2 separate regions of the Homo sapiens genome follow, and region 2 is linked to region 1. Evidence: read pairs that join two places in POLR2A ChIA-PET (ENCODE). Cell type or tissue: CD4-positive, alpha-beta T cell. All regions are shown on one strand. Links, peaks and the distances in the headings refer to the core of each region. The heading gives the core; the rest is flanking DNA. Region 1 overlaps TOGARAM2 (TOG array regulator of axonemal microtubules 2). Region 2 overlaps CLIP4 (CAP-Gly domain containing linker protein family member 4).

Region 1 (9,751 bases), core at 2,340-7,339:
GTGGGACCCACGTTTGTGAAGTGCCTACTTAGCAGCAGGTACAGTACTACAGAGATGAGTAAGACACAGTGACTGTTCCTAGGGAAGCTGCAGGGCAGGAACAGAGAGAGGCATGGGGAAGAGAGAGTAACACAGGGCTGTGCCTGGGGCTGTGGGAACACAGGAGAGGGAGGGCTTCTCTTTCTCTTTTAAAAATATTGACACATAATAGTTGTACATATTTTCTGGGTGTACATGTGATATTTGGATACAGGCATTCAATGAGTAATGATCAAATTAGGGTAATTGGGATTTCCAGCACCTCAACCACTGGCCATTTCTTGATGTTGGGAACATTCCAATTCTAGCTATTTTGAATTATACAATACATTATTATGAGCTATAGTCACCCTACTATACTATCAAACAATAGCTCTCATTCCTTCTATCTAACTGTATTTTTGTACCCATTAACCAACCTCTCTTCATTCCACCCCCTTCTCTTCCCAGTCTCTGGTAACCACCATTCTGTTCTCTGCCTCTGTGAGACTGACTTTTTAAGCTCCCATATATGAATGAAAACAAGTAGAATTTGTCTCTCTGTGCCTGGCTTACTTCACTTAAGATAATGACTGCCAGGCTGGGAGTGGTGGCTCACATCTGTAATCCTAGCACTTTGGGAGGCAGAGGCGGGCAGATTGCATGAGCTCAGGATTTCGAGACCAGCCTGGGCAACATGGTGAAACCCTGTCTCTATGAAAATACAAAAAAATTAGCTGGGCATGGTGGCAGGTGCCTGTAATCCCAGCTACTAGGGGGAGCTGAGGCAGGAGAATCACTTGAACCCAGGAGGCGGAGGTTGCAGTGAGCCGAGATCGCACCACTGAGACTCCATCTCAAAAAAAAAAAAAAAAAAAAAAAAAGATAATGACCTCCAGTTCCATCCATGTTGCTGCAAGTGGCAGGATTTGATTCTTTTTTTATTCTTTTTTATGGCCTAATAGTATCCCATTGTGTATATGTGCCACATTTTCTTTATCCATTCATCCATTGATGGACACTTAGGCTGATTCCATGTCTTGGCTATTGTGAATAATGTAATAAACATGAGAGTGCAGATAGCTCTTCAATGTACTGATTTACTTTCTGTTGGATATTCATCCAGCAGTGACCTCAAAAGCACAGGCAACAAAAGCAAAAATAGACAAATGGGATTCCATCAAGTTAAAAAGCTTCTGTAGACACAAGGAAACAGTCAATAGAGTGAAGAATAGGAGAAAATATTTGCAAACTATCCATCCGACAAAGGATTAATAACCAGAATATATAAGGAACTCAAACAACTCAGTAACAAAAACAGAGAATCTGCTTTAAAAACTGGCAAAAGATGGAAGGCTTCTTAAAGGAGCGCATGCCTTAGCTGAACTTCCCCTCCTCTTTCCTGACTCCTGCTCCCTGTATGCTCTCAGCTCAGTGGTCCCTCCCTCTGGGAAGCTTTTTCTGTCCCCATCTCTGGCCGGGCTCCCAGGCCCCGCACTGTCATTGCTTCTTAATCATTGTGTTCTCCGCCAGACTTCAAGTCTCACTGAGGACTGAGTCAGCCTTGCCCACTACTGTCTCACTGCACAGAGAGTGTTCACAAATCTCTGTGTCGCGGATAGAGGGTGTCTTTTGCTGAGCCGAGGGACGTTAGGAGAGAAGAGGGAAGATCAGTGTAGGACATGCTGATGAGGTGCCTGGGGACTTCCAAAAAGGAATTGGCAAGGTAATTGGATGCTCTGTAACGGGTGGGATTGGTCAGGGCGGAAGCCGTAGGGTAGGGGATTATCTGCAGGGTGTGGCAGTGAGGAAGTGTCCTGGGGAGAGCAGCTGGTGGACAGAGGTTGGGGATGGGCACTCCATCGGTCAATGATGTTGGGTGATGGAAGAGGGGTGCCCATGAAGGAGATGAAAAGGCATGGAGGGGGGTTTGGAACAAAGCCAGGATGCGAGGAGGGAGGAGGCAGCCAGGCTGAGAGGCTGGGGCAAGCGGGGTTGGAGGGATTTGGTGGAGATCACAGGCACCCTGCCTGGCCCTGCCAGGCTCTGGTGTTGGGGGTGGGGCCACCACATGCCTTGGTTTTTTGGGCAGGGACCCTGCGGGGTGGAGTGCTCAGGGTTACGGCCGGGTGTTCTTGGTTTGCTCCCAGTCTTGGCCTTGGAGGACTCTCAGGTGCTGCTCTCCTGTGCTTCTGTCTCCAGCCAAGGTCCTGGTCCCCGTGGCCGTGTACTGCGGGAGCATCCCTCGGACCAGTGCTGGGCCCCGGGTGCTCCCGCCTGGAAGCATCAACTCCAGTCTGCCTCATGGAGAAGGTGAGATGGGAAGACCTCACCTGGTCAGGGCCCCTGGCCTCATCCTGGAGCGGGGAGTGAGTGTGGTAGATGCCGGCTGTGTTCTCGAGCTACCAGCAGGTGTTATTTTTCCTGTGGCTCCTGCTGAAAATACCCTTTGATTCTTTCAAAGGCAGGTTCTTTTGATCCTGTGCCTCAGAGGTTGGAGGTGTGCAGAGGGGGACCCGCAGGAATAGGGAGCAGGGCTCTCTGCATGCGCCTGGACCTGGGAGTGCACTCAGCACCCAGGTTGGCAATGGGGAGGGGGCCCCTCTCAAGATGTCCACTCAGCGTCTCTGCCACTTGTCCAGCATCTGCAGCCTGGGTCTCTGGAGGGGCTGGGTTGTGGCCAAGCTTCTGAGAGCCCACCTGTCTGAATGCTCCCCCAGGGCCCAGGTGAAGAGCACCACTTCCTGAAGGTCTTCTAGAACCTCTTACCTCCTCTAAATGTGCAGAGTATTTTGTTTCTCTCCCATCTGGTGTGTCTGCTGGGGGTGGGGGTGATTTGCTCTGAGATGCCTGAGTTCCTCCTTGTAGTCTGTGCTTGGCATAGGTCAGTGCTCGGGGATCTGATGACTTTGTTGGACCCTGGAGATTGGTGGATGGTGGTCCCTGGGCAGACGACCTTCCCTATGATTCACGGCCTCTTGTCTGTGCTGCCATAGGACTGCCTGTGGATTCCCCCTTTTGTCCTGAGCACCTTGTGGCATGGGTCTTGTGAAGATTAGGTGCTTCAGAGACACTGTCGAATGAATGACTCGTCCCCAGGAGTGACTGAAACATTAAATGACTGGGTTTCACCAGGCAAGTGGCTGCCTGTTAGAAGGAAGCAATGTCAAGGAGCTTGCTGGTGCCTGGTGCCACCCTGGGTACTGCGTGCCAAGCCATTCACACCTCTGTCCCCCTCAGGTTCTCTCCAGCCTGAGCCAAGAGCCCTGCTGAACAACGAGGAACCGTCACAGCTCCTGCGTGGACTCGGACAGCTGGGTGGCCTCAAGCTGGACACCCCTTCCAAGGGCTGGCAGGCAAGGAATGGTCACCCCAGGAACCTCAGGGCCTTGTCTTTGGGGGACCAGCCCCTGGTGCTCCTCCCTTCTCCGGAGTCAGAGGCCAACAGCGTGGCCAGGGACACCATCCAGATTAAGGACAAGCTCAAGAAAAGGAGGCTCTCAGAGGGCTTGGCAGCGTCTTCCCGAGGTGAGCACTGGCCCCTGCCCACCCCTCACCCACCCACTTCCAGGTCAAGGGCCGCAGGCCTCCAGGGCTGTGAGGGTCAGCAGGCTTCCAGGTGGCATGCTGGGATGCCCTGGGGGTGATCGGTGGGTACATACCAGGTACCTTCTCTATGGCTTCAGCGACCTCCTTGGAGCTGAGCCTCCCTCCCGGGCTCTGCAGTGCTTCCCGACTGGCCTCTTCATTCCCACCCTTGCGCCTTCTAGTCTTGCTCCAGAAGGATCCTTTTAAGCAAATGTTCTTCCCATTTCCACCAACTATGCTCAAAATCAGCCAGTAGGTTTTGGATGTGCTTAGACTAAGATCCCAAATGTTCCCTTATGCACAAGACCTTCTGGCCCTGGCCTCACCCCAACTGTGTCACTCTCTGCCTTCGGTCTCTGCTGTCCAGGGCCTGGGGCTTGTGGGCTCTTTCCTGCCTGAGGTTTAGAGCCACTGCTCCTCCCCCACCCCTCCTCCGTTTCCCACTCAGAAAATCCCCACCCAGCCTCCCTTCTTGGCTTCAAAGCCCTCCTCAAAGAGGCCTCCTTGACTCCCCAATGTGAGTTTGCCCCTTAGGATGCTCTCCAATAATGCCCTATCATTTTTTTCCTTCAGTTCTTTTCATGGTTTGCATTTATATTTTTACTTTTGTGACTATTTAAAACCTGAATCTTGCATGTAATTGTCAGCTCCAAGAGGGCAGTGACTGAGATCTCGGTGTGAGGCACAGTCGCTTGGCAGCTAGGAGGCTCTCAAGAAACGTTTGTTGAGCAGATGAACAAGGGATTCAACAGCAGGCACTTTATACTGTCTCTCATCTGTGTGGTGGACAAGCCAAGTTCAAATCTTAGCCCCGATACTCACTGGCTCTGGGGCCTTGGGCAGGTCGGTAACATTTCAGGCCTCGATTTCCTCCTCTGTGGAATGGGGACACTATTAATAATACTTCTGTGTTACTGTGGGGGTTTAATGAAAACTTGTACACAGAATTCTCAACACCTGGCATATGGGAAGAACTTAATACATTGTTACTATTTTCCTTCCTTCTCTCCTCTTCTGGGTGAATCATACGGGCTCTTTTCAGCGGAATGAACTCTTGGGTAACAAGAGCAATAAGAAGTCTTGAGGTCTTAGGAAGAAAGGGGAAGTGCTCTCAAGAGGCACGTGGTTGCTGCCGTCAAGCCTGGGGTTGTGGTTGGCTGTTCTTCCCCTCCCCTGTGCAGACTGCTCCACCTGCTGAGCCTCTCCCTGGAGCCGTGGGGTGTCTCCAGCTCCCGGGGAGCCCAGGACAATGCCAGGGAGCCTCTGGGAGGAATTGTCCTGGCTGCACATTATGGAGGCAGAAGGTGGGGTTGGAATGCCCGAGAAGCTTCCTTAGAACTTCCAGTAGGTACAACTCCTAGAGCTGCCAGACCAACAACTCTCTCCCTTAGGGGCTTGAAGCCCTTTTCTAGATATTTCATTTCTTTTTTACAAAGTTCCAGCATAGGGAAAAAAAGAATGGAGTTGTTCTACCTAATGTTCTGATGGGCAGTGACCTATAGACTTATCAGGCCCCTCAGCAAGCATGGAGGGCCGGGGATCTCTGGCCCCCGGGCAGTGCTGGGGCTGCTCTGGCCCCTGCATTGAGGCTGAGTTGACTCCTCTGTGCCCTGACCCAGCTGGGGCTCAAGGTGGCCCGGCAAGTGGCACAGTCTCCACTTGACCACACCCCTTCTTTTCCATCCTTTCAGCTCCCCACAGGCTAACCACAACACAACAGTGCTCCAAGACAGAACAGAACCAGCACCGGAAGCCAGGAGGGGAGCGAGTGTGCAGGAACAGAGATGATATTTTGACTTGGCTGGTTTATTTTTTTTTAATTTTTTTTTTCTGGAACAGAGTCTCGCTCTGTCACCCAGGCTGGAGTGCAGTGGTGCGATTTTGGCTCACTGCAACCTCTGGGTTCAAGTGATTCTCCTGCCTCAGTCTCCTGAGTTGCTGGGATTACAGACAACCACCACTAGGCCCAGCTAATCTTTTTTTTTTTTTTGAGACCGAGTCTTGCTCTGTTGCCCAGTCTAGAGTGCAGTGGTGCGATCTCGGCTCACCGCAACCTCCACCTCCCAGGTTCAAGCGATTCTCCTGCCTCAGCCTCCCCGGTAGCTGGGACTACAGGCATGTGCCACCACGCCCGGCTAATTTTTAGTAGAGATGGGGTTTCACCATGTTGGCCAGGCTGGTCTTGAACTTCTGACCTCCAGTGATCCTCCCGTTCTCGGCCTCCCAAAGTGTGTGGGATTACAGGCGTGAGCCACTGCGCCTGGCCTGACTTGGCTGTTTTGATGCAGTGGTTTTGTTGAGGCCAGAATGAAAGTTAAAATGCTAGTCTTTTTTTTTTTTTTATTCCTCATCACTGATATTTACAAAGATAACCCTGAGCTCTTGGCCCAACCCAGTGCTTCTTGCCCTGTGCCTTTGCCTGAGGCATGGCTGTGGGGTGAGATGGGGTGGGGCACAGGGCGCTGAAGATGTCTGTTGGGCACCTAAAGCATTCAGAGGGGAGCTGGAAGTGTGGCGGTCTGTCTTAGACTATGTTAGCTGTGTCAAAACAGCTACGCCCCACATCACCAGCCGAAAAGGAAGGGGAAACAGTGGCAGGTACTTGCCTGGCATCTTATATAAGTGATGTTATTGAATCACCCCATTTCACAGAAGTGTAATGGGGTTCAGAGAGACAGTGCCTTGCTCGAGGTCACATAGCTTCTACCCACGGCCAGGACCTGCCATGCTTCCTCCTGATCTGGCACTGCTTTTATTTCCCTTCCTTCCCACGCTGCCTCTGAATTCTAAACAGGTAACTTGGATTGGCCCTTTCTGGAATGGCACAGACACTCAGAAGTGGCTGCTTGCTCAGTCTACCAGTGGTGGGGTTGGGGACAGATCTGATCTCTCTCCTCGCCATCCCAGTCCTTCCCAGGGCAGAAGGCCCCGTTGCTGGGGTCTGAATCCACCTTCCACTCCCTGTTCTTCTGGGACTAACTGATTTCCCATCCCCATCCCTGTACAGCCTCTCTGGATCCAGGGGGAGGCCCCCAAGGAGTTCCCCTGCACAGCACCATCCCCCGAGCCACCTCTCAGAGGCTGCTGAGGGTGCCCAGGCCGATGCCTCTCATCCAGAGCATCCCTACCACCCCTGAGGCCAGCGGAGTCAAAGAGAAGGGCCTGGACCTACCGGGGAGCATTCCGGGTCCTCACGAGTTGAGACCCGGTGCTCAGGAGGTAAGGTGGTTCGACTGCTGTGAGTCTGGTCCTCAGCTTCTTGCCCTCCCTTCCTCCTGCCTTTCTTTCTAGCCTCCACCAACCCCTGACTCCATGCCCTGAGCATCCCTGGAGGTGTCTTGAGGTCTGCAGTGAGGATAGGGACAGCACTGGGAGAGGCTCAAGGTGCTCATTTCACCACCTCCCCCAGCATCTCAAACCTCCATAGCTGGCCTGGGGGCTCTGGGTGGCTGTGCCAGAGGCTGCATGACCTTTGTCCTAGAACTGGTGGTCCCCTAGGCCTTCTCTGGTCTAAATGTTCCAGAATTCCTCCTGCTTTCTGGCCCTCTCCATTTTAAGCAAGAGTGTGGCAAAGAATGCTGGGCTAGGACTCAGATTTGGGCCTTGGTTTCTGTTTGCCCCTCACTGGCTGTGTGACCTTGTGCAAGTCACACCCCTCTTTGGGCCCCAGTTTGCACATCTATGAAAATAGAGGTTTGGCCCAGATGTGTTTGAAGGTCCTTCCAGCTCTGATGTTCTAGGATTTTTCTGAAATGAGAACAGAAAAACGAATAATAATAGTCACAAAAGGGCTTGCCAGTCTCCTCACCAGGAGTGGTAAGGAAGCAGTCAGGCTTCTGGGGGTCCCAGGGTGGTGTGGCTGAAAAGAGACAGCAGGTCCCACACTGTGTGAGGTGCCTGGAGGTGAGCATTCACCATGGGATGTTGCCATAGGCCAGACCCCTGTCCCGCCTCTGCTCCCAGGCGCAGATCTCCTGGCAATACCTGCACTGCAATGATGAGAAGATGCAGAAGTCCCTGGGCGCCATCGTGATCCCACCCATCCCAAAGGCCAGGACGGTTGCAGCGACCCCCTCCCGTGTGCCTGGCTCCCTTCCCAGCCCGTTACCTCCAGGCCAGGGAGTCCTCACAGGCCTGAGGGCCCCACGCACGCGGTAAGAGCTCCAAGTCAAACCTTCCTTGCTGACTTCTCTCCCTCTGTCCCCCTGAGATCCACTGGGGCTCCTTGTGGCTGACCCTCCATGCTGTGGCAGAGTTCTTGGGACACCAGGCAGGGAAAGGGCTGGGGGCTCCACCCATGAGCCACAGACCTAGGGAGGTCCCAGCATGGTTGCCGGGGCTTCTCTGCCTCTTGGCTCCGGCAGGCTGGGTCAATGGCATCACGAACAATGTCTCCAGCCTCTGTCTTCTCCCAGTGCCTTAGTGGATGAGGTTGCCGGAGTAATGAATAAAACACTAATTATTTTATCTCATATATATAATTTTGAGATGGAGTCTCACTCTGTCGCCCAGGCTGGAGTGCAGTGGTGTGATCTCAACTCACTGCAACCTCCGCCTCCCGGGTTCAAGCGATTCTCCTGAGTAGCTGGGATTACAGGCACCCACCACCATGCCCTGCTAATTTTTGTATTTTTAGTAGAGACGGGTTTCAGCATGTTGGCCAGGCTGGTCTTGAAACTCCTGACCTCAGGTGATCTGCCCTCCTTGGCCTCCCAAAGTGCTGGGATTATAGGTGTGAGACACCGTGCCCGGCTATGAATAAAACACTATTTTAAAGCATGATTGAGTTCATGGCAGCTCTTTGTAATTAAATATTTTCTTAATTGATGGATACTAAAAATACAACCAGTATCATGTGTATGGGGGACAGTCCACAAACTTTTGGACTTGAAAAGGGGTCTTCATATCCCACAAACAAGTGGGGAAGAGGATCTTTGTGTTGGCATAAATCGGGTTATGGCTTGTAAGTAAGACAGTGCTCTAGATGGCCAGCAACATCCCCGTGGTCAGTCCAGAGTGATGTCAGAGCACGTGTGTGTGAGAGTGAGTGTGTCTGAGTGTCTTTGTGTGTGCACACATGTATGAGTGCCTGCAGGTATGTGTGAGTGTATGTGTATGAGTGTGTATGTGTGCATGTATATGTGAGTATATGCATGTATGTGAGTACAAGAGTGTGTGTGTCTGAGTATGTGTATATGTGTGAGTGCATGCATGTGTGTGTGTGTCTGAGTGTGTGTGTGCATGAGTGCAAGAGTATGTGTCTGAGTGTGTCTGAGTGCATGTGTGGAGTATGTGTGTGCATGTATGTGTATGAGTGCATCTGTGTGGAGTTGTGTGTGCATGTGTGTGGAGTGTATGTGTACATGTGTGAGTGCATGTGTGTGCATGTGTACGTGTGTGAGTGCATGTGTGTGCATGTGTGTGCATGTGTATGTGTGTGAGTGCATGTGTGTATGTGTGTGAGTGCATGTGTGTGCATGTGTATGTGTGAGTGCATGTATGTGAGTGCATGTGTGTGCATGTGTATGTGTGTGAGTGCATGTGTGTGCATGTGTATGTGTGAGTGCATGTTGTGAGTGCATGTGTATGGGTGTGTGTGCATGTGTATGTGTGTGAGTGCATGTTGTGTGTGAGTGCATGTGTAAGGGCATATGTGTGCAGTGTGTGTGTGCATGTGTGTGGGTATGTGTGCATGTGTGTATATGTGTGTGGGACCATGTGTGTGAGTGCATGTGTGTGGAGTGTGTGTGCATATGTGTGTGTGTGCATGTGTGTGTGTGGGGTATGTGTGCATGTGTGTGTGAGACCGTGTGTGTGCATGTGTGGAGCGTATGTGTGAGAACGTGCATGTATGTGGGTGCATGTATGTGGAGTGTGTGTGTGCGTGTGTGAGAGCATGCATGTGCGTGAGTGCATGTATGTGAGAGCATGTGTGACTGCATGTGTGTGCATGTGTGCATGTGTGTGAGTGCATGTGTTTGTGTAACTACGTGTGTGAAGCCATGTGTGGTGTGTGTTCATGTGTGTGGAGTGTGTGTGCATGTGTGTATGTGTGTGAGGGCATGCATGTGTGAGCATGCATGTGAGTGCATGTGTGGAGTGTGTGTGCATGTGTGTATGTGTGTGAGGGCATGCATGTGTGAGC
Region 2 (9,751 bases), core at 1,818-6,817, 150 kb after region 1:
CATTGTTTTCCACGATTGTGTAGTATTCATCTTGTGGCCTGATGGTGAGGTGGTGTGGTATGATGATGATGATGAAGCGGATGGACTTTGGAGTCTGACTGCTTTTGTGTGATTCGATTTCTTTACTTACCAGCTATGTGACTGTCTTTCTCTTCTTGTGCCTCAGTTGTCTTCTGTGAAATAGGGATGACACTATCATAAGGACTAGTGCAAGAATTAAATGTGTTGGTAAAAGTATAAAGCACCTAGAACAGTGCATGATTCCCTGTAAGCACTCAACAGATGAGAGCTGTTGGCTATCACGCTTTTATCAAAATTAACTAGTTTCCTTTCATCACACACTTAGGATGGAATCTCATTTTTTTGGTCTATTAAAACTTTTTTTGTTTGTTTATAAAAATGCTGATTGTATAAGATTTGAAAACAAGAGGAAAGTAAAAATTCTGCATTTTTATTTAATATCCTAGTGTAATTTCCCCAAATCTTTACATATTGTTTGAAAATTTGATTTTGAATAGCTCCATTTCCTTTAATTTTTCCAATTTGACAGATGAAAATTTCTATATTTTAATTGGTATTTCTCTTATTGTGGTGAAATAGAACACTTTTTAAAGTGTTTTGTTGTAGTATAGGTATTTTTTATGTTTCTTGGCAATTGCCTGTTTGTATTATTTTCCCAGTAAAAATTGGGATATTAGTGTGTCTTTTTTAAAAAAGGATGAGTTTTAAAATACATACTTATGATATTAAGCTTTATTTATTATGGATATTTTGTCTAGCTTGTCATTTGCCTTTGAACCTCATTTGCAATGTTTTTTGGACATGTAGTTTTATGGCTTAAAGACTTTTATCAATTCTTATATTACTTTTATGCTTTGATAATTCTTCCTAATCTAAGGATTATACATTTTATATTTCTTTAAATGTTTATATTTTTCCTTTTATTTATAGTTGGCACTAAATATTTGTATTTATACAAATAATTGTACCTATTTATGGGGTACAGAATGATATTTCTGTGTAATGTAAGGTGTAATTAAATGAGGGTAATTAGGATATTCATCACTTCAAACATTTATCATTTGAGAACATTCAAAATCCTCTCTTTTAGCTTTTTCAACATACACAATAAATTGTTGTTAACCATCTTCACCTCACAGTGCTGCAGAGCACTAGAACTTATTCCTCCTGTCTAGCTGTAATGTAAATGTTTTAATTTTTATACTTAATTATGTAATCCATTTGGAATTTATTTGGTTAGTAGTTTGAGGTTAAGAATTTAATTTTAATTTTCCTCCGATAGATTACTTTGCCACCTGTCAAGCAGATTAAGGGCAGGATCAAAAGCCTTTAGCAACACATAGGGCAGAGGTAAATCAGAATTATGGAATCATTTAGATTGCCAGCAGAACTCATGGGGACTCCCAAACTCCCATTATCCCAAGGGGAGGCGTGCTTGATTGGCACAAAGCTGGATACCCCCGTCCCCTTGTATGTACTCAAAGGCAAGTTGTGGGGCAGGGGTCATGTGTTGGATTGTGTGAAAATGGGTATAGCCCTTGACAGCCCTGGGAGCCCCAGGTCACGGCTAAGCTACTTAAGGTGGAGGGGAGGGGAGTTGGGGAATCCCCTGGCTAATCAGAAGCCAAGGAATTTCTCAACAATGGTTTTCTCTCTTTCCAAATCTATCATCTTTTCCCTTTGGCTTGTTGTGCTGCTTTTATTATAGATTAAGTTCTTATCAATGCTATGGTATATTTCAGGCTTATTTTGTTCTATTGATCTGTTAATTCTCATACCTATTAGATTTTTTTAACTGTAGAAAATGATAAGTTTTAATACTTGGTGGTATTACTGTTTTTATGTCTTTTAATAATTGCCAAAGTGAATACATATACTTAGTTTACTCAAGTCAGATTGTACGGCAAGGCTTATTACAAAACTGTCTCTTAGCTTGTTTTTCTCTGCCCTCAAATCCTGCTCCTTAGAACTAGGCAAGAACTTTTTCAACTCTTTTAGCTGTATTGTCTGATATTAATATCTGTATTTGTAACTAATATATTTACGTGAATCTCTCTTGATTTTTCCAGTTCAAGACATCTAGTGAGTTTGTACTATGAAGAGAGAGATTTAGTTCTCTACATGAGACAACAAAGTATTACCTTAAATATACTGAGAGAATATGAAACCCAATGTAGCAGTTTGTTGGTTGACTTGTTTTTGGTATAGCCTGTCCTTCAGTAGCTTTCTGACAAAGGACTCATGAGAAGTAAATGTGTTGAGACCTTCTATTCTAAACACATGTTGATTTCTCCCCTCAAACTTTATGTGATAATTTGGGATGAGGAAAGTTAGATTGGATTTCATATTCTCTCAGTATATTTAAGGAGATACTCTATTGTCTCAGGTAGAGTTTGACAGACTTTTTCTGTAAGGGGCCGCATGGTAAATGTTGTAGGCCTTGTGGGCTATGCATTCTCTGTTGTACCTGCTACTCAGCTTTGCTGTTGTAGTAAACGGGCAGCCATAGGCAGTGTGTAAGCAGATGGACGTGGCTACGGTTCAATAAAAATTGACCAATAAACAGGCAGTAGCCAGGATATGGCTGTTGGGCCATAGTTTACCAACTACTATCCTGAGCTTCCAGTGTTGCTGTTCAGATGTTTTGAAGTATTGTTGTACAGGTTATTTAGTATAAAATGAAAAAGGAAAAACAAAAAGTAGGTAGAGGTTTTTCCATCTTCTGTTTTTGACCCTTTCCTCCTTCTTGGAAGCGTTTAGTATTTTTTCTCCTTTTCTTTTTTTTTTTTTTCTTTAGAGTTCATACCATTTTTATTCCTTACCGATATTTTAGTGGGGGTTGGAGAAGAAGAATTGGAGTTAAACCTATATTCAGTGGGCCATGTTTATCTGGAAATTTGTTATTTTTGTCTTTCCAAATAATTCATCATGTGTTTGTTTTTAGTTAAGCCTTACAGTTACATGTCGAGATTTGAGAAAAGTCCTATCAATACTTCAGTTAGCCTGAGTAACTGAGTAATAGAGGCCGCCCATATGCTATGCATCCAGTCATTGCTTTACATTTAGTTTTGGTTCTCTGAAATGCTTTGGCTAATAAAAAAAAAAAAAAAGAAGAATGCAAACTATATAGATGAAGTTTTATATACTACGGAAATCTTTTTAAGCCATAGAATTAAATATTTAATTTAATACACAAATATACTTTAGCTTACAGAGATTTCCTGGTGAGATTTTTTTGTTAGAAAATATATTTATTATTGATAGTGAAGTAAAGGTGTCAGTAGTCATGATAGAGGTTATATCAGCCAAAGTTGCCTTCATATTGATAAAAATACCTTATTCACTTATAATCATAAACATTATTCCAGTAAAAGAGGTACATTTTCTCTCCTTTTCGTCTTTTTGCCTGTGTGATCACCATAATAAGTTAAAATGAAATAGCTCTTACATAATAAAGGGAGAAGAGAAAGAGAGAGAAAGCCAACATGCTACATCCTAGGCAATTCCACCCAGCACTGCTGCCTCCAGTGGTGTCTCCTCTTCCCACTCCAATTAATTTAGCCTTCTACCCCATCCCACTTTGTTAGGGGGAAGGTTCACCAAATGATGGGGTTACTCAGAAGAGAAACATTTTATGGTCAGTGGAAGTTGAAGAGAAAGTACAAAAAGGTGGAGAGGGCTACCCTTCTCTTTTAATCATCGTAAGAGGGTTTACTAATACTGAAAAGTGTCCTTCAGTGACTGTTTCCTGATCTAGGTTTTGGCCCTTCAACTTGCTGCTGTTCAGAAAACCACACGTTTTCCCTGACATGAAGAAAAACATAATTTATTGAACATTATTATGACATTAATGACACAAATCAAACAAATCAGAAAAAGACTCCATAGCTTGACTTCTCTTATAAATGTTTATTTTAGGTTTCTTCCAATCCTGCCTGCTGCCTGTATTCACACATACAATTTTTCACATAATGTAATCAAATACATAACTTAATTTTTTTGATTTGCTCTTTTTTTTTTTTTTTTTTTTTTTTTGAGACAGTCTCTCACTCTGTTGCCCAGGCTGGAGTGCAGTGGCCTCCCAGGTTCAAGCGATTCTCCTGCCTCAGCCTCCTGATAGGGATTACAGGCACGCACCACCGTGCCTGGCTAAATTTTGTATTTTTAGTAGAGATGGGGTTTCACCATGTTGGCCAGGCTGGTCTTGAACTCCTGATCTCAGGTGATCCGCTTGCCTCGGCCTCCTAAATGGCTGGGATTACAGATGTGAGCCACAGCGCCTGGCCTGATTTACTTTTCATATTTTTCTATATTTCTACATAATCTTTATTGTCTTATAATGTTATAATGATATAGTGGTTTATGGATATAGTGAATTCATTCATCATATTGGCAGGCAATTATGTTTTCTCCTACTTATGAATAATATTACAGTGATGACATATTCAGATATACAACCTTTTCCTCCTATTTAGAGTATTTTCTCATGATTCATTTCCAGAAGTGTGATTGGGTCATTGTAGTAAAGTAGAAATTGTGTCACCTCTTGAAATGTATTTTTTTCTTTTAGTATACAGATGAAACCTTGTAACGTTTGTCATACCATTAAATATAATTATTTCTTTAAAATTAATTCTATAAAGTGGATTAGGTCAAGATTTTTGTTTTCTAAAAAGATCATACAAATATACATTCCCAGAGTATAAAATAATTTCTTTCGTCAAACCCTTGCCGACACTGGTTGTAATCATCATCATCGTCGTCATTATCACCAGGCTTGAGAGAGAGAGAGAGTGTGTGTGTGTGTTAGGGAAGGAAAATAATTTAGAGAAAGAATAGAAAGTCATGGAAAATCTCATAGGTAGGAGACAGAAGAGAGAACATTGTAAATAAGTTTAAAAAAGATAAGAAAATCAGGATAAAGTAGTATGGACTCTGAGGTGGGAGAGAATTTTAAGATTAGCAGGAAAGTAGTGTAGTTGGTACTTTTTAGTTATTAACAAAGCACTCACTTCTTACAGAGTCTCGAGCATTTCTACCCTGCTTTAAAACAAGTTGTTTTTGATATATTCCATTTTAGTCATAATGTATATTTGCTAGATTGTAAACACTCAATGAAAGAGTGTAATATACATATTATGGCTTTATTTTCACTTTTTAAATATCTTAGCCAGATTATTTCGGTATTTATAGTCTGTATTCACTATCTCTAATGTCGGTGCATACTTTGTATGCTGGTTATTTTATTGTATGGATAAACTCCTTTTTGGTGGAATTTTGTACTCCCAGCTGCTGCAGATAGGCAACCCCCCTGCCCCTGCCGCTCCCCTCCCCAAAGTACACTGTATTGTTTCTGATTGTCAGGACCTGAGGGCCAGGCCTTTTAGGAAGATTATATTTTATAGTCAGAAAGATTTATTTTATCCCTGCTATGTGTAACACACTGTAATTAGGTACAGTGGGGGAATGCAGAGTTAAGTAACATTTAAATTTTGTCTTTAAAAGGTGTTAGTCTGGAAGAGAGATAAGAAAGACATGGACATAAAAAGCTATAATGTGGGATAAATATAACTTCCAAAGGAGTTGTAAGTTGGCATGGAAGAATAGATTTTTATGCTCTATGGCTCACTGTTATTTGCCAATTGCTTAGAAATGATAGAAAACCAAATTGAAATACATAGGTTCAAATTTCAGATTTATGGCAAACAGTCTTCAAATACAATACAGACATTTCTTAAAAGTTACCGTAAAGGTTAAAAAAAATGATAGAAAACTATCAATATTACCTTTACTCATTTCTCTTTCTCCTGAATTTCACTTAACACCTGAAATGTGGTTCTTACATTATTGACGTGTTGTTAGTCTTGAAAACTAGATTGTAAGCTCTTTGAGGGTAAGTACTGTGTCTTACATTTTTTTTCCTCTCATCATAGGACATGCAGTGGGCACTAAAGGTTTATATTAAAGATTTATGTTACTAATTAGTTGTACTTGTTCCTTTATTTGAAATGTTTTAATTGTTTAACACTAAAATTCTGCATTCTCCCTTAGGTATTTTTGCACCTCTTTCAAAGATAAGTAAAGCAAAAGGTCGAAGGAAGAATATAACACACACTCCTTCTACAAAAGCTGCTGTACCTCTCATCAGGTCCCAGAAAATTGACGTAGCTCATGTGACGTCAAAAGTAAATACTGGTAGGTCAAACCAGAAAGTTAACCATCTGCTTCAGTGTTTTAATTTTATTTGTAGAATTCCTAATATTTAGATTGCTTCACTTTTTTTTGTTAGCCAACTCTGAAACCTGAATTTAATAAAACCTGCATCTTATGTGTTTTTAAACCTCAATTTTAATGACTTCAGTTCCTAACAAATGTATTTCAGATTTGTTCCTTCCTTTTTTCTCTTTACTGTCTCCATACCTTTATCACACATAATCTATCCTCAAGGCTAGATTTCATACTTTCATCAAATTTTTATGGAACAAAACTAGCTTTAGGCTCCTTGCCTATTGAAGGATGTTTAGTGACTTCTTTTTTACCAAAAAAAAGTCCTGACTCGGGAAACTAGCAGTTGCGGCTCTCTTTCTTTATTGATAGAGTCTCACACGGCTTCCATAGGTGAACTATGGAAGTTCTATGGAAGAACTATGGAAGAGTTCTATGGAAGAGAACGGTTTATCGTATCTCTTCCCCATCTTTTACGTACATTTTCTTACTCCTCCCTTCATACTTTGTCTCATGCTATTTATCTGTGTGCAGTAATTTGACTTCTGCCTTTTGAGGTCCTCACCATTTTTTTCGACTTCTTATTCATATCCTGTCTCTAGTTCACTTTAATCTCCTCATTCCCTAACTTTGTATGTGCTTTTTTTATCCATACCACCCAATTGTTATTTGTTATCTTGGGTTTTGTCCTCGGATTGCTTTATTTGTGCAAGTGTCCTATTCTCTCGGCAAAATTTTAAACTTTAACTGAACCATGAGAGTAAATTGTAGTGTTGTTTTCACTGTAGCAATGCACAAAACAGGTGCTCAATAAACACTTGGTAATTTGTAAATAGTTGAGGTAGAAAGCTCTCTACCAGGATGAAAGGAATTTGTCCAAGAATTAGGCTGGCCTTTATATTCTGTTCCACTGGGCTATTTGAATATCCCTGTGTCAATACTGCACTCCATAATAAGTAGTTTTTAAAAATAAATCTTGATGTCCAGTAGTGGAAAACCTCCTATCTCATTCTTGATCATTGTCTTGCTGATTTGGGGCTTTTATAAATCACCCTTCCGTATACATTTTACAATAAACTGTTAAGTTTCCTTTTAAAAATTCTGTTGAGGTTTTATCTGATGTTTTAGTTGAAGCTTAAATCAATGGGAAAGAACTGACATCTTTACAATAGTCAGTTTTTAAATTATGAGTTTAGAATATCTTTCTGTTTAATTAGGCCCTTTGAAAATATCCCAACAAAATTGTGTAATTTTTTTCTACAGGTATTTTATATCTGCCTTGTTAGGTCTATTGGTAGGTACTCCATACTTTTTGGTGGCATTATAAGTAGCATCCTTTTAACCTGAAGCCCAGAAGTATACGGTAAATATAGACAGAAAGCTCCAAGAGAAGCCCCCTCTATTTCTGGTCTGAGGAGCAGAAAAGGGGTCTCCTATTAGATAGAATGTGGATGAAATCACCTGTTATCTTTATTGCTTGCCTTTTCTTTCCCTTGTTTCCCATCCAGTCCCCAGGCAGTCCTACGTGGTATGGATGGGCAGCTGTGAATGGGCAGGCACCCGAAACCCCAAGGAAGGGAAATCCATGTCTCTGACCAGAGAAACTTTGGTCCAAGGACATAGATGGAATCCACATTGGTTTTTCTTCTGTTTTCTCACTGCTTGGCCCCAGAGGCACAATCAGTCTCAGGATTGTATGACAGAGCAAGGAAACGAAAGCTTAGACATTCTACTCAGAATACCGGGAAGGGATGCCCAGGAGCAGGAAGTGTCAGGGAAATCATAGAGAGGAGGGGACTCAAGAAAGAGGCCTCACAATTTTGGCTGTGAACTCCTAGGTCTTCTTGCAAGTGGTGTATGCATGGATCTGACCAAAGCCTTTGGTCTCCTTGGTAGACCACTGCTTGGGTCCCAGCCTGACTACTGGGCTGCACAGCACATGAGACAAATTCAAACAGCATTGCAGAGGCTGCGGAAGCGGAACCCACATCAGAACCACAGTGCACAGAGGGTGGTCAGGAACTTCTGCCCAGAGGCTACATGGGTTGACTGCCTGCTAAAATGAAACAGTCAACATCCTCCATAGGATTTAAACAAGACCTATTCCAGTGTCCATACATAATATTCAAAAGACACAAGATACAATTTAAAATTACCCAAAATATGAAAAAGTCAACACCTCTTACAAGGAAAAAGACAGTCCAAGCATAGCAGCTTTGAGATGACATGGACATTGCAATGAACACATAAAGATTTTAAGTAATGTAACCACACTCCAAGAATTAAGGGTGTAGCTGGGCATTGTGGTGCACACCTGTAGTCCCAGCTACTCTAGAGGCTGAGGCAGGAGGATCACTTGAGTCCAGGAGTTTAGGCTGCAATGGGCTATGATTGTGCCACTGCACTACAGCCTGGCTAACAGAACAAGACCCTGTTTCTGAACAAAAAAAAGAATCAAACGTGAACACTCTTGAAACAAATGAAAAGAAAGTTTCAGCCAAGAAATAGAAGATATGAAAAACAACCAAATGATACACCCAAGTGTATACACACACACACACACACACAAGAGTACAAGCAGAACTGTGGAAATCTCAGACTGGTGAATTGTATCACTGCCAACATCCTGGTTGACATATTATACTTATTATACCACAGTTTTGCAAAACATTACCTTTGGAGGAAACCTAGTCAAAATGTACAGGGAATCTCCTTGTATTATTTTTTATAAAAACTTTAAAGAAAATATTTTATAACTGAAAAATGTAATGAAAAATAAAAATTTACTCTTCAGGTTGCCTTCACAAAATGTCTCCTCTCCACCCTCTTCATTCAGTTTCTGCTGTTGGAGTTCAGGCTCTCATGCTTGGACTATGCTAATAATGTCTGACTGGTCCCTGCTTCCAGCCTCTCCCGCTGTGGTTTCGTTGCAGCCCTGCTGTCAGGAGAGTGTTATTTAACTAGACTCTGTTCATGCCAGTATTCCTTTTCAAAGCCCAGCAGAGGCTCCTTCTTTACAGAAGAGTTCTCAGTCCTTAGCTGGGCACTGGCATCCCTGTCTGAAGTGTTACTGTGACCTGTCTGTCTAGTCTTGCTTTTCCTACATTTCATAAGTACTCTGTTCCAGCCAAGCTACTCACTATTTTCTGTGTCTTAAGATTTTCTTTTTGTCCATCAAGAATGCCTGCCCTCAGTTCTTCCTGACCATACGGCTAGTATTCTCAGGAAGAAATCTGACCTGTCCCTTAGGACCCATCTCAGAATGTGATCATCTTGATGAGACATTAATTGATCTTTGTAGCCACTGTTACTGTCTCCTTCTCGTATGCTAGTGCTTATACCAAAACATGTCCTCATATGTCTGTGCAGTTGTTATCCAATATGTTTTCAGAAGTGAGTGAGATTTCGATAATGAGGGATGCATGTACTTTAAAAAATACATTTTATGTTTAATGTTAAAATTCTTGCTTAAAGTGTTTTATTTTTGTGTCCAAGGATTAATGAC

Evidence for each region. Peaks named below come from ENCODE experiments on the same cell type or tissue, not always from the same donor. Only the 100,000 strongest peaks of a DNase experiment are listed, where the experiment ranks them.
Region 2: POLR2A ChIA-PET joins it to region 1 with 5 read pairs; 2 of 35 experiments call an interaction of 5 or more read pairs at or near these places.

What each region holds. Positions count from the first base shown.
Region 1 is chr2:28,995,923-29,005,673 of GRCh38, forward strand. It overlaps TOGARAM2 (TOG array regulator of axonemal microtubules 2), which reads left to right. Exons shown (of 20, transcript NM_199280.4): 3 at 2,221-2,331; 4 at 3,259-3,546; 5 at 6,614-6,825; 6 at 7,570-7,760. Among named protein-coding and RNA genes, the nearest start is that of TOGARAM2, 20 kb to the left of the region's middle. In CD4-positive, alpha-beta T cell, for the core only: no CTCF peak of the experiment used is centred there; DNase peaks (open chromatin) are centred at 4,739, 5,309 and 6,059; H3K27ac peaks cover 1,187 bases.
Region 2 is chr2:29,146,613-29,156,363 of GRCh38, forward strand. CLIP4 (CAP-Gly domain containing linker protein family member 4) reads left to right here. Exons shown (of 16, transcript NM_024692.6): 9 at 6,073-6,216; 10 at 9,742-9,751. Among named protein-coding and RNA genes, the nearest start is that of CLIP4, 36 kb to the left of the region's middle. In CD4-positive, alpha-beta T cell, for the core only: no CTCF peak of the experiment used is centred there; no DNase peak of the experiment used is centred there.